Regions from separate parts of the Homo sapiens genome. Here region 1 is linked to region 2. The links are chromatin contacts, found by Hi-C or POLR2A ChIA-PET in ENCODE. All regions are on one chromosome and are shown on one strand. The core of a region is the stretch at or near the end of the contact, and the rest is flanking DNA. Distances in the headings are between cores, read along the strand shown. Region 1 holds the start of FNDC11 (fibronectin type III domain containing 11). Region 2 holds the start of RTEL1 (regulator of telomere elongation helicase 1).

What was found. A loop is a pair of places that touch in the nucleus more often than their neighbours do. ChIA-PET counts read pairs that join two places held with the same protein, here RNA polymerase II (POLR2A). Pooled maps may share reads with other maps.
Region 1: a map of CD8-positive, alpha-beta T cell shows a loop between it and region 2 (6-fold over the local background). The contact joins the promoter of FNDC11 here to the promoter of RTEL1 in region 2. A Hi-C loop is called at or near these places in 12 of 168 maps with a recorded cell type or tissue (B cell, CD14-positive monocyte, CD4-positive, alpha-beta memory T cell and 7 more), 29 of 37 single-sample maps with no recorded cell type and 16 of 50 pooled maps. POLR2A ChIA-PET finds 5 or more read pairs at or near these places in 19 of 52 experiments (B cell, CD4-positive, alpha-beta T cell, CD4-positive, alpha-beta memory T cell and 16 more).

Annotation. Positions count from the first base shown.
Region 1 is chr20:63,552,179-63,556,719 of GRCh38, reverse strand. FNDC11 (fibronectin type III domain containing 11) reads right to left here and starts at 2,561. Exons shown (of 2, transcript NM_001319152.2): 1 at 2,514-2,561; 2 at 25-1,066. The coding sequence starts at 1,056. The coding sequence ends at 100. RefSeq lists silencers at 2,470-2,719, 2,990-3,129, 3,150-3,299, 3,320-3,379 and enhancers at 3,070-3,364, 3,660-3,749.
Region 2 is chr20:63,656,723-63,661,135 of GRCh38, reverse strand. It overlaps RTEL1 (regulator of telomere elongation helicase 1), which reads right to left and starts at 2,824. Exons shown (of 35, transcript NM_001283009.2): 1 at 2,670-2,824; 2 at 1,632-1,903. The coding sequence starts at 1,733. RTEL1-TNFRSF6B (RTEL1-TNFRSF6B readthrough (NMD candidate)) reads right to left here and starts at 3,326. Exons shown (of 38, transcript NR_037882.1): 1 at 2,670-3,326; 2 at 1,632-1,903. RefSeq lists enhancers at 2,200-2,249, 2,400-2,469, 2,590-2,749, 2,770-2,859, 2,890-3,129.

The sequences.
Region 1 (4,541 bases), core at 1,312-3,811, 100 kb after region 2:
TGGCTGCTGCCTTTAAAACATAAATAGGTTTGCTTCTTTAATTCCATATGTGCATTTACACTCTTCTTTATTAGTGGATAAATATTAGAAAATCATCTCTCAGACAGAGTGGCTGAGGGCGGGCCCCTCCAGGGGCTCCGGCTTGGTGTGCAGGGTGAGGCTGTCCCTCCAGGGCTCGTACACCAGCGTGGAGGTCTCGGCCCTCTTGATGGTGAACTTATAGGATCGGTTGGGCAGCAGGTTTCGGACGTCGAAGGTGCAGGCAGCCACGGGGATGACGCCACACTGGGCGCACTCCTGCTGTGTCCGCGGGTCCAGCAGCCTGAAGCGCAACTCATACTGCTCCGATGTGGCTGGCTGGATGGTGACGAACCAGCGCAGCCGGGCCCAGTCCTGGTGAGCCGCCGACGCCTTTCGGTCAAACACGACAGGCATCTTGGTGCTCAGCATGAGCCAGATGTGCGGGATCTTGGTGGCACTGACATCAGACACCAGGCGGTGCTTGACGTGTAGCCGCCCCGGCACCATCATGGTCAGGAAGCTGTCCATGACGGCCGACACGTCCGCCAGCCGCCGCTCCACCAGCGCCCAGTCGGCCAGGAAGGGCCGTGGGTCTGGCGACCGGAGCAGGGCATCCAGCTCAGCACGGCCATGGTCGAGCTGTTCCAACAGGTCCCCGAGCAGCAGGAGCTGGATCTTGGTCTGAGCTGTGCCCACCTTCTTCATGCGCTGGAACTTCCAGGGGTCGATGAGCTGGAACAAGGCGCTAGGCAGCACCAGCGGGTTCTGGTCGCCCAGGGCCAGGTGCTTGGGCAGGACCTCGATGTAGTAGGAGCACTTACGCAGCAGCTGCATGCGGGCGTGGTGGCGCTTGAGCAGGTGCGGACTCAGGTCCGAGGTCAGGAACTCACGCAGGGCATTGCGGCGCTCGGTGTAGGTCTTCCACGCCTCTGGTTCCAGCAGCTGCTGGTCATCTGCCTCCTCCTGGTCCAGGAAGGACTGGGGATTGCCCAGCTTCATCTTGTCCAGGCCCAGGCCTGCCACATGGGTGCTCATTATCCGGGAGCTGGGGGGAGGGCTGGGTGTCAGCTGCCAGGCAGGCTGGCCTCCCCTGGGCTGTGGCATGTTCGGGGGATGGATTCAGCCCACTGACCCCATGCTGGACCTCTGTCCTTCTTCGGGGGCACAACTCGATGGGAAGAGGCTGCCTGGAGGGCTGGATGGGCAGCCTACAGATCTGGACACAGTTTATACTGAGGGGCAAAAACCTCTACTGACAACCAGTGGCCTGTGGGACAGGACAGGGAAGAACTAGGACTGCGGACTTCTGGCCAGAACCGCCTGACCTGTGGCCTTGCAAGGGCCCCAGTTCCTAACCCTGCTGCTGAAAGGGGTTGCTGGCACCCCTCGGGGCCGTGGAGAGGGGACGGCGTGGTCCTAAGCAGCACAGGATCCCCCTCGGGGACATTCGCGGGCCATCCTCCCGCTCCGGTTCTCCCTGGGGACGCTCCACGCCTCACCGCAGTTGTAGGGCACAGAGACAGGCCTCACCAAAGACGAGGCCAGCTGGCTGGTCAGCATGGGAGGAGGGCGCCCAGGCCTGGGCCCGGAGGAGCAGCCCTCCTCCCACGCTGTGGGCCCTCGCTGTGGACCCGGGATCCTGTCCCTGGTGAGCTCATGGACTCCACAAGTGACACTCCATTTCCCAGATGGAGCCTGAGGCTAAGAAGCTTGGTTCTTGTTCTCATCCAGGGCTTGAGCCCAGTGCTGAGCCGAGTCTGACCCTCTGTCCGTGGGTGCACCGGCTGAGTGCAGCTGTGGCCCCAGGCTCTGCCGCAGCTCCCTGGAGAGCAAGCCGCACCCCTGGTTGCTGCCCCGGCTCCCAGCAACCCTGGAGATCTCAGGTTGTCACAGCCACTTGGGCCTTGGACGACCCACAAATGAGAGCTAAGCAGTTGCTGAGTTCCCCAGGGCCACACAGGTACGTGGTGAAGTCATATCTGCCCGGGAAGGGTTGCCCTTTTGGGCGTGAGGCAGATATGACTTCACGAGCGCACTCCTCGGGAATCCCTCGAGAACAGGCCCCTGGGGGCAGCAGGGAGTGTGTCTGGGGTGAGGTGCCAGCTGAGAGCAGGACCCCAGGACCCCAGGCCTAAGCCCTGCTCTTGCTGGAGGCTGGGGCGGATTTCACCGCTGGAGGGAAACCGTGCCTCTGTGACGTGTGAGGGATGTTTTCTAGTCTCCAGCAGCTGCCCAGGTGGAACACCCAGAGAGGCTGGTCGTGAACCCGGAAAGGTGGTTCTGAGCCCCTCGCTGCTTCCTACACGCCCCGGTCCCAGGCCCGCTTCCCTGAGACCACCAGGTGCCCGCACTCTACCCCCTCCACCACACTCCCCTTGGCTCCCCTGGCCCGGGCCCACCTCCCCGGCCGCTCTGCCTGCCCCTTACCTTCTCGAGACCCCCAGCCCTCCTCTCCCGGCCCCCGCCGCCGCCCCAGGACCGCGCCCACTTGCCCTGCCTCTGAAGCGGAGCCGCGCGCGGACTTCCCAGAGCCCAGCCTCCCTCCGCACTCCGCGGGTTGCCCTGGGGACCAGCGGCCTTTGTGACGCTGCGGCCCGGGGGCGGGGCGGGGGTGGGGACCCGGGACCCCGAGCCGAGTAATCTTCCATCCGCTTCGCTTCCTGGAGAGCCCCAGACTTCTGGGGGCCCGCGTCCCCGACTGAGGGGCCACGGCGGGTGGCTGGTCCAAGAGCCAGGCTCCAAGGGGGGTTCCCGTCCCGGAGCCCTTCCGCGGGCGCACCACTCCCCACGCACCCCCGGCTTCGGGCGGGGCGCAGGAGCCTCGGGTGACTGGGAGGGAGTTCCTGCTCAACCCCCCAGTCCGAGCGCACTCCTCGGGAATCCCTCGGAGGAATTTGGGAGAGAGGCAGTGGCCGGTGACCAGGCGGATGGACCACCCAGCGCCTGGACAGAGGAGAGGGGCGGCTTCCCCCGCCGCGGGCTCTGCCCAGCAAGGCCCCGCCCATTACAGATGCCACCCATTACAGGCTCCTCCCACCGCAGGCTCCCCCCACCGCAGGCTCCTCAACCACAGGCTCCTCCCACCATGGGCTCCCCCCTCCCCCGCAACGGCCCCTCCCATCATAGGCTCCTCCCACCGCGGGCTCCCCCCACCACGGCCCCTCCCACCACAGGCTCCTCCCAGAGCAGGCTCCTCCCACCGCGGGCTCCCCTACTACGGCCCCTCCCACCACAGGGTCTTCCCACCACAGGCTCCTCCCAGCGCAGGCTCCTCCCACCGCGGGCTCCCCCCACCACGGCCCCTCCCATCATAGGCTCCTCCCACTACAGGCTCCTCCCACTACAGGCTCCTCCCACCATGGGCTCCTTCCACCTGGGGCTGCCCAAGCTCAGGCACCGACCTGACTCTGGATAAATGGGGTCTCCATAGCTCCAGGGAGCCCCGCAGGGGAGCTCTGAGGCCATCTGGTCCCGTCTGTATCTGTTCAGTTGGGCTCAGGGCCTCTGGGATCCCCCCGTTCCCCCACAGCACACCCCAGCTAGCTGGGGGTCTCCTGGGGTCACAATCTTAGACACCCCAAGGTGCCCCTCCTTCACCTTCAGGAAGATGCTGGAGGAAGACACCCTTTCCATCCTCCTCATCTCCACCCCCACGGAGGTCAGTGCTGGGGCCTCTTCCAGGATGGGCGTCTTTGAGCCCCTACCAGGCTGTTCTGTAACTTGAGCCTCCCCCCTCCTCCCGGTGACCCCACCCTGGAAGAGCTTTCCCTTGGTGCATGGAGGCCCCAGGGGTTAGGCCTGGCAGGAAGTGGGTGGATGTGGGTGGTTTTTTTTTTGAGATAGCGTCTTGCTCTGTCACCCATGCGGCAGTCTTCACCCCCGGGGCTCAAGTGATCCTCCCACCTGGGTCTTTCTGATCCTTCCGGATTACAGGTGTGAGCCTTGCACCCAGTCCTGTTGGGTGCTGTTTCTGCCCTGCCCTCCCTGCCTGGGCTGGAACTCAATAAATGCCAGCTATTGTTATTGTTATTTAGGGCTCCAGGGGACAAAGCCGGGGTTGTTTGGAGAAGGGGGTGCTGTCTGACGCGGAGGGTTGGGAAGCAGTAGGAGTTAGACCCCTTACCCCCGGCCCTGCAGCCCACTGACGGAGAAGCGGGGTGGGGGCAGAGCAGCCTCCCCTTCTCTTTTGGGGCCAGGCAGGTCCTGGATGTCTCCCCTCTCCTGGGCTCCACCCTACCCCCTTTCTTTCAATTTCTGATTTCTAATCTAATTTTTTAAAGTTAAACTTTTGGCCAGGCTCGGTGGCGCAGGCCCATAACCTCAGCACTTTGAGAGGCCAAGGTGAGAGGATCCCTTGAGGCCAGAAGTTTGAGACCAGCCTCGGCAACACAGGGAGACCCCTGTCTCTACAAATAATTTGAAAAATTAGCTGGGTGTGGTGGTGTGCACCTGTGGTCTCAGCTACTTGGAAAGCTGAGGCCGGAGGATCACCTGAGCCTGGGAGGATGAGGCTGCAGTGA
Region 2 (4,413 bases), core at 1,575-4,074:
CAAGTCCCACTCTTGCCCTAAAGGGCGTGAAGCAACTCAGCCGCCATTAGCAAACGATTTGCAGAACGTTACCCAAAACACGACACTATTTTTCAGCTTAAATAGTAAGATGACTAATTAGGTGTCAAGTCTCAAAATAGGAAACTGTTCTGCGTTTCTGGATCCAAACATTTATGCTGTCCTATCTGACGTCCTACATACAAGCTCTCAGACGGGAACCTGAGCAGGAAACTCGGGGAGGGGAAGGGTGTGAGCCGGGTACAAGAGGGCACCTCAAGGAACCCAGGAGAAGGCAACCTGCACCACTGCCACCTCCCTGCACCCCCGAGGTTCAAAGACCTTCCAAGTGAGGCTGGCCACCGGCTGCCCCTCTAATGGAAATGCTTCCTCCTGACCCGTGAATATCAGCTGCTCCTCAGAGAGGCCCCCAAGGCACTCCTAAGTCTGTCACCCTCAAGGACTGTAGGGAAAAGAGAGATCAGACTGTTACTGTGTCTATGTAGAAAGGGAAGACATAACACACTCCATTTTGACCTGTACCCTGAACAATTGCTTTGCCCTAAGATGCTGTTAATCTGTAACTTTGCCCCAGCCTTGAGCTCACAGAAACATGTGTTGTATGGAATCAAGGTTTAAGGGATCTAGAGCTGTGCAGAACGTGCCTTGTTAACAATATGTTTACAGGCAGTATGCTTGGTAAAAGTCATCGCCATTCTCCAGTCTCGATAAACCAGGGGCACGATGCACTGCGGAAAGCCGCAGGGACCTCTGCCCTGGAAAGCCGGGTATTGCCCAAGGTTTCTCTCCATGTGATAGTCTGAAATATGGCCTCGTGGGATGGGAAAGACCTGACAGTCCCCCAGCCCAACACCCGTGAAGGGTCTGTGCTGAGGATTAGTAAAAGAGGAAAGCCTCTTGCAGTCGAGATAGAGGAAGGCCACTGTCTCCTGCCTGCCCCTGGGAACTGAATGTTTCGGTATAAAACCCGATTGTACATTTGTTCAATTCTGAGATAGGAGAAAAGCCGCCCTGTGGCAGGAGGCGAGACATATTGGCAGCAATGCTGCTCTGTTACTCTTTACTCCACCGAGATGTTTGGGTGGAGAAAAGCATAAAACTAGCCTACGTGCACATCCAGGCATAGTACCTTCCCTTGAACTTATTTGTGACCCAGATTCCTTTGCTCACGTTTTCTTGCTGACCTTCTCCCCACTATCACCTTGCTGTCCTGCCGCATTCCTCTTGCTGAGATAGTGAAAATAGTAATTAATGAATACTGAGGAAACTCAGAGACTGGTGCCGGTGCAGGTCCTCTGTATGCTGAGCGCCGGTCCCCTGGGCCCACTTTTCTCTCTATACTTTGTCTCTGTGTCTTATTCATTTTCTCAGTCTCTCGTCCCGCCTGATGAGAAATACCCACAGGTGTGGAGGGGCCGGCCCCCTTCAAAGGACGATCGTTTTTACTTGTCAATCCTCTCTCTGACCCCACCTGGAACACCAGCCCTTTTTATGACAGACGCTGCCTCTGGCCCGGAGGGGCCTGGCTGGAATGGGCCGGGAGAGGGAAGCACACCCCGTCCTGGCTGAAGCTCCACCCACCCGCAGTCCTTTCCTCGGGGCCTGTGCTCTACCTGCTGCAGACATTCCAGGACCTTGGTCATGTACTCCTGTTGGCATTTGTAGGGCTGGAAAGGGAAGTCTACGGTCACACCATTCAGGACTATCTTGGGCATATCAGCCTGTTCTCAGAAGGGCACAGAGCGTGGCTGAGGGGCAGGCTATTCGGGTCTGTGCGAAAAAACCACTCCGAACATCTTAGGGTCTCGGGCACTCCTGGTAAGCGATGCGAGCATGTGCACTGGGACACAACGCTGTTCTCTTCGAGAATCCCTATGGCACAGACCTGGGAAAGACAGTAAGACTCTGTTTGTAGACAGCCTTTGTGGGTACCGGGCTACTTTCCCAGGCGTTTCCATCAGTCCCTCCTGCGGAGAGGGTTGGAGAGCAACCCTGGTATATCCCATCTCGAGGAGCTGGCGGGGCGAAGATGCGAAGTGGCTGGGCCTTGCCTTATCCTCCCGCCCCACAACTCCGTCCTTCTCTGGAAAAGACGCCCACAGTGCTGCAAGTTCCGCCTGCAGTAATTCCGCGACTTCCACAAGAGCGTGAGGGCTGAAGAGGCAAGCGGCACCCCTCCCGGCCTCACCAGGCGCAACGTCAGAGCGGAGGGTCTGAACCTCCGGCCCTGCCTCTCCAGCCCTCTGCCCTCCTGGCTGGCTGGAGTCCATTCCCCATCCGCCCGGGTGGGCAACCAGATGCAGCCAAAGTAGCGAAAGAGCATGCCGGGATGCCAACCCGTGCAGCCCTCAGCAAATCACTCAACTTCTCTAAGCCTCAATCCCGCCCGGGAACTGGGACTAACAGAACAGACGCGGACACACTGAATGTCGGCCCTTCCCTCCAGCCCCGGTCAAGGGCTCAGCCAACGCCGCGGCGCCAGCGCCACGAGCGCAGGAAACTACAGGTCCCAAAATGCAGCGCGGCCAATCCGCCGACCCGCGGCCCCGAGGGCGGCTTGGGGCCTGCCGGGAGCTGTAGTTTCGAAAAACCGCAACGCGCCTACGAGCCGCTCGGGTAAAAGAACCACTTGTAGGGTCACTGCGACTCACTGCTCACTTGTCTCCGCGGCGAACCTTCCAGAACCGGGGTCCCTCAGGAACTCAACCGACTCCAGTCGAGGGCCGCCACCCGTCCCCAGCTGTCAGCCAGCTCAGAGTTTTCGCGGGCAGAGGCGCGCAGTCGGCGCTGAGCCCACTGCACTTCCGCCCCCCACTTCCGGTCCGTTGCTTTGTGCTCCCGGCGGAAACTGTTCCCCCGCGGAGGGGGTCCGCCTGCTCTTCGGCTCCTCCAGGCCTACACGGCGTTTTGCGCGTTCTGTGTCCGGCTCCGCTGGCCAGTGAACCTCACTTCCATCGCCCACAGGCAGAAATCTGGGGTCCCGCCCGTCTCCTCCCTTGATGTCATTCCCCCACCAGGGTCTGCGTTCCACTACCGCCTCTCTAGGCCGAGCCACCACCATTGCCCGGAGAGCTGCACGGGCCTCCTCCCCAGAGGCATCTTTTTACTGCTCGAGTGTGAGCCGACCGCTTTCCTGAAAATTTGAAAACGGCTGCGCCTTGCCCAGGACCCGGCTCCTGAGAGCCCTGACCGCCCCCTCTCCTTCCTCTCCTGCGTTCCAGCTTCTGCTCGGCTCACTGTCCCGCAGTGGTCCCGGCGGGCCTCCCTGAGTCCCCAGCACCCGGCACTGGCTGGCAGCAGGGCTGACTCCAAGAGCGAGGCCCGCACCGTTCTGTGGGGTCAGCCCAGCGTCACGGATGTTTGTCTCAGGCGGCCCCAGCTCCCATGCCCCAGAAGGCCCCAGAAGGCCCCAGGAGGGAGTTGGCGCTGCGTGACCGCGCACGGCCGGCAGGCAGCACTTCTTCGTGGCTTCTTCATGGCTGTGTTTAATGTCCACTGACGGCACATGCGAATGCCATGCGTGCCCACGCTCCTGGGTGTGAGATAGTGCTCGGAGAAGCCCCAGCACTCACTGGCACCCAGCCCCATGTGCCTGTTGTGGTGAAGGAACTGCAGGCTGCCTATCTGAGACTCGGCAGGGAGTTGAAGATGAGGAGACCAGCCACACACACTCGTTGAATGAATGGGCACCAAGCACAAGTTTCAGTGCCCCCCATACATGCTGATATGGTTCGGCTCTGTGTCTCCACCCAAGTCTCACCTCGAATTGTAATCCCCACGTGTGGAGGGAGGGACCTGGAGGGAGGTGGTTGGATCATGCGGTCAGTTTCCTCCAGGCTGTTCTGACAGTGAGTGCTCAGGAGACCCGATGGTTTAAAAGTGGCAGTTTCCCCTTCTCTCTCTCTTTCTCCTGCCGCCATGTACGACCTGGGAACTGGGACTAACATAGACTTCACCTTCTGCCATGATTCTTTTTTCTTTGAGACAGAGTTTTGGCTTTTTGCCCAGGCTGGAGTGCAGTGGCACAATCTTGGCTCACTGCAACCTCCACCTCCTGGGTTCAAGTGATTCTCCTGCCTCAGCCTCTCAAGTAGCTGGGATTACAGGTGTGCACCACTAAGCCCGGCTAATTTTTTATATTTTTAGTAGAGATGGAGTTTGACCGTGTTGGCCAGGCAGGTCTTGAACTCCTGACCTCAGGTGATCCACCCGCCTCGGCCTCCCAAAGTGCTGGGATTACAGGCGTGAGCCACCGCGCCCAGCCAGATAAGTCCTCTCATTGTCCACACTTTCTGGGTGAGAAAGTGAGGCACAGAGCGTTGAGCAGATTGCCCAGAGCCTGCTCAGGAGCCAGGAGTTTACCTTTTGCAGCCACACATCTCATCTCCTGAGAGC